2 separate regions of the Mus musculus genome follow, and region 2 is linked to region 1. The links are chromatin loops, found by intact Hi-C in ENCODE. Cell type or tissue: heart. All regions are shown on one strand.

The links. Peaks named below come from ENCODE experiments on the same cell type or tissue, not always from the same donor. Only the 100,000 strongest peaks of a DNase experiment are listed, where the experiment ranks them.
Region 2: it touches region 1 in a loop (2.0-fold over the local background); 2 of 42 quality-filtered maps call a loop at or near these places.

What each region holds. Positions count from the first base shown.
Region 1 is chr5:147,766,532-147,769,031 of GRCm38, forward strand. No RefSeq gene overlaps it. Among named protein-coding and RNA genes, the nearest start is that of Gm35592, 2.7 kb to the left of the region's middle. In heart, no CTCF peak of the experiment used is centred here; no DNase peak of the experiment used is centred here.
Region 2 is chr5:147,819,104-147,821,603 of GRCm38, forward strand. No RefSeq gene overlaps it. Among named protein-coding and RNA genes, the nearest start is that of Pomp, 40 kb to the right of the region's middle. In heart, a CTCF peak has its summit at 1,008 (motif pointing left); no DNase peak of the experiment used is centred here.

The sequences.
Region 1 (2,500 bases):
TGTAAGCAGCCTCACGCAGACGTCAGAGAGTAAGGAGGAAGCTGGAGAAAGCATACCAGGATCTGGGGTGGGGGTAGGGGTGGAGGAGAGAAGATGAAATTGCTTTGTTCTGAGGAGCAGAGCCACAGGGTGGTGGCTTGGTGAGATGCTTCGTGCCTGAGGATTTCTGGGAAGGATAGGCTAGCTCACCAAGGGGGTAATTATCCCCCAATCTCCTTAACATCGCTTTGGGTGAATCAGTCTTCTGAGACCATGTGATTGGCAGGTCCAGCTAAATTAACTCTTGAAAACAAACAAACTTTGGGGGCTGAAGAGATGGCTCAGCGGTTAAGAGCACTGGCTTCTCTTCCAAATGGCCGGGGGTTCAATTCCCAGCACCCGCATGGCAGCTCACAACTGTCTGTAAGTTCAGCTCCAGGGGATCTGACACCACCCCCACCTCCACACACACACCTACAAGTTGGCAGAACACCAATACATAAAATAAAACCAAATAAATCATTCAAGAACAACCTCTTAAATTACACAGTTTTAATTTATTTTGTGTGAATACCTGTGGGCACATGTGCTTCTGTGTTTGTATACATACAGATGTGGATGTCTGTGTGAATAGGCATGTGTGTGTACGCGTAGTGTAAGTGTGTAAATCAGAGGATAACTTATGGGACTCAGTTTCTCTCTCTCTTTCTCCACCACGCCGGTCCCAGGGAGTGAACTCAGGTTATTGGATCTCAGAGGCCCTAGATTAACTCTATGGAAGGAGCCAATGGGACATAATGCTCTCACCTTGAAACAGAGCTGCATGTCATGTGCCCACCCAGGGCCAGAGATAGACTCCATTCTTTTGGCTAGGAAGAAATCACCTTCTCTTAAAAGGTCTCATTTTAACGGAGCACCAGCAGTCTGGGCTCAGAAAGCTTTGCCATCATACTCAGAGAGCAGGAGATGACGCTCTGAGATAGATGGCTGAGGAAGGCGCACCTTTCGAAAGAGGTAGTTGGCTGCCTGTGATTGGTTGGCCGAGACTCAGTAATTTGTCACGGAAACAAATCCCCAAGAGAGATTTTCAGGGTATGCATTGCCAGGGTGCCTTATTGAGGCTTCCTCGGGCCTGATGATTCAGTTTGATTGAAGTCGTTGGGTGAGGGATGTGCCGCAGGTGTGGTGGGAGCATTCTGGAATCTTCCGGATGAGGTGGTATCTAGGTGGTGTAAGCTGCAAAAGCAGAAGTTTCATAGGAGAAAAAGACATGCCCAGTGAGTGTCTAGAGTGACCATGGGGGCACATGACATTTGTTTGTTTCTGACTCAGGCCCAGGGTATATGTGTATGTGTCTATATGAGAGGTGGAGGGGAGCAGTTCTTTTGAAGGCAGGCAGAGGTAGTGGGCAGGAATGCTTTACCAATTGTATGGTGGAGTCTCTATGGGGTCAGGGAGAAAGCTGGAGGGAGGTGGGGTTGGGTCCTTCTGAAGATGTATAGTAGCATGGGGGTTCAATTTCGGGTTTCCTCAGAAATCTGGGCTTTTTTTTTTTCCGGACAGCGACTGAAAGATTAGACCTGAGTTAATCTTGTAATCTTGTCTGGTACGCCTCCAGCATTATCCAGGAGATGTCGGACTTGATTTCCCAGGAGACATCATGTGGCCTTCCTCCAGGCAGACTGGATTTCCTGCAAGCATCACACAGCATCCTCTGTCACGAAGTCCCTCATTCCTGCCCTTAGGACAGTCTGAGCTCCACGCAGGTTTCTGGAAGCTTCCTGCTCAGGGTATCTTTGCTTTATGGGTCTCTCTCTCTCTGAGATTTGATTTTTACATCTGTAGCGTCCCATTGCCACCGTCCTAGTTATAATCTGGGAAACAGAATCCTTAACAGGGTTTGTTTCCCTTTAGATGTCAGAACATACTACTTCCCTCCCTCCCTTTTCTTTTTAGAAAAGTATTTTATTTCTTATGTGTGCAGGTATGTGAGAGGTGTGTGTGTAGGGGTGTGTGTGTGTTTGTGTGTATTCTTGGCACAGAGGAGGGCACAGCTTGCCTTGCTGTGTGACTCTCTGCCTCATTCCCTTGAGACTGGTCTCTCACCAAACTAGAACCTGCCCTTCTCCAGCAAGGCTGGCCAGCCAAGGAGCCCCAGAGATCCTCCTGTCTCTCTCTGCTCCTCTCTCTGGCCTTTCTGTGGGTTTTGGAGAGCCAGGCTCAGGTCCCCATGCTTGTACTCTTCCTCACCAAGGCATCTCTGTCCCCCTCCCCTTTCCCATGTTGGAGACTGAATCTAGGATCCCAGGCCTAATGGGTATTTTCTGTGCTTCTGAGCTACGGTCCCAGACTTTGAGAGTACTGCCTTTGAGTATTTGAACCTCTCTCCGGAAACACAGGAGAAGTCTACAACTGGGGCTGGAAGGATGGCTCAGTGGTTAAGGGTACATATTGCTCTTGCAGGGGACTGGAGTTGGGTTCCCAGCACCAACATTGGGTGGGTAGAAACCACCTGTGAGTC
Region 2 (2,500 bases), 53 kb after region 1:
CACAGGCCAGAGCCCAGATGAACATAGAGGAGTATTATCCCTGGTTGTGAAGGGAGATGGAACTCACAGATTCACACTGACAACCAGGGCTGGGCCTGCCAGACTGAGACAAATAACAAATGTGTTAATGAAATGAAATGAATAATAAAATGGAATGAATAGATGAATGTTGCAAGAGCTTTCAGCGCAGTAGCGTTACGGCTGGCCTGCGCAGGTCACAACAGGATGGGGTGGGGAGGGGAGGTGGAAGCAAGGAGAATAACAATCCCAGCCTGGCTTACGGAATTATTTGAATATCCTTGGTAGAAAGGGGGTCTTGACGTAGGAGGAAGCGTGTGTGGTGGGGGGCAGGGTATGACTTGAGATAGAGTTAAAATGGAGACAGACCACCGGGCAGTGGTGGTGCACGCCTTTAATCCCAGCACTTGGGATGCAGAGGCAGATGGATTTCTGAGTTTGAGGCCAGCCTGGTCTACAGAGTGAGTTCCAGGACAGCCAGGGCTACACAGGGAAACCCTGTCTCGAAACCACTCCCCCCCCCCCCGCAAAAAAAAAAAAAAAAAAAAGAAAAGAAAAGAAAGAAAAAAAAAAAGAAAAAGATGGAGACACATTATTCTTAGCTGGCTCTGACGAAGTAAAACCACAGGTGGGGTTGGAAGTAGAAGCTTCTGGAAACTTGACAAATGAGTTTTAGGAAATACACAACCCTTAATGAGAGTTAGAGTAAGGTGCAAGGGGCTCCCCGAAGGGAACTAGCATTAGCACCCCACGAGGAAAAATCAAAGTCGCGGGGCTAGAACTGAGACAGCAGATGGCTCAGGAGGGAACTGGTGTCTCTCCATCTCCTCCAGAACGGCTTCCAGAGCAAGACGGCAGAACATAAGAAGTGGTTTGGATTCCATCGGAAGGGTAGAAATGGGGCTGGAGAGATGGTTCCATGGTTAATCTGCTCTTCCAGAGGACCCAGGATCAACTCTCAGCACCCATACGGCATCTCATGGGCTCAGACGCCCTCTTCTGGCCCCCTCGGGTACTCCATACTCGTGCCACACATACAGGAAAAACACCTGCATACATAAACTAAAAATAAACCTTTTGGAAAGAAAAAGTAGAGTGGAGATAAGAAAAGTTGGTGGGTCAGGAGAACAGTTGGGAGGATGTGTGGCTCAGTACCTCCAGGTTCTTTCTGGAGAGGAGAAATGGTCTTTGCTTCCAGGGATCAAACTCCAAACTACACCCTTAGCATCCCTCTGTTTCCGACAACCAGCTCTCTTCCCCCGAGCCTCAAGACTCACGGAGCTGTACTTAGCTCAGACCTTTGTCTTCAGGATTCAGGGCCTCACTAGCAGAGTCTAGCATAGGTGGAGAAATGGTCGTTCAGAAGGGGATTGAGAGCACTGCTCCTACAGCAGCTGGGAGCCAACGATGTGTAAATGGAGTTCTCTGGTTCTTATACTCATGGTGTGTAGAGAGTGTGGCAGACACAGATGGACACTCACTACACATCGTCTTCTCTCCATCTCTCCTCTGTTGACTAGATCCTGAGTCTTTGGTGTCTGTGTGGAATATCTCCTCCTCCAAGGACTCAGCCCTGAATGGCATAGAAGACAAATAAACTATTATCATACTGAGATGTCAAGGATTGGTCTGTCTTAGTATGGGAAGATTGGAATGGCTCAGTCTACACGTGTCCTGCTGCATGTGTGTTGAGATAGGAAAGGTGGGTCTGAAGAGATGGCTCAGTGGTTAAAAGAACCTGTTGCTCTTGCAGCAGACGCTGGTTAGATTCTCAGCACCCAAATAGTGGCTCACAACAGTCTGTAACCCCACTCCCAGGAGACTGAAAGCTGCCTTCTGACCTTCAAGGATACCAGGCATGCACATGATGCACATACACACACTCAGACAAAAAACTCATACACATAAAATAGTAAAGATTGGAAAGTCTGGTGGCTGGAGAGATGGCTCAGCAGTTAAGAGCACTGACTGCTCTTCCAGAGATCCTGAGTTCAATTCCTAGCACCCACATGGTGGCTAATAACCATCTGTAATGGGATCTGATGCCCTCTTCTGGTGTGTTTGAGGACAGCTACAGTGTACTCACATACATAAAATAAATAAATAAATCTTAAAAAAAAAAGGAAAGTCTAGTCACACACAGCTATGGGGCTCAAAATACTAGAGGAAAATATCTAAAGCTATCAAGGATAGTGTGAGAAGAAAACATAAGATAAAAGATGGAAACTCAGTCCAAGCTGACACAATTCAATACCCAAAGGATACTCCCCCAATTGATGATGCTGAATATCAACCAGAAATTAACATACAAAATGATAAAGCTGAGCCCCTTGTGTGTGTATCTAGTTGTAAGAGCCCAAACTTCAACACTCTTTTCTTTTTTTCTTTTTCTTTTTCTTTCTTTCTTTTTTTTTTTTTTTTTTTTTTTGGTTTTTTTAAAACAGGGTTTTTCTGTATAGCCCTGGCTGTCCTGGAACTCACT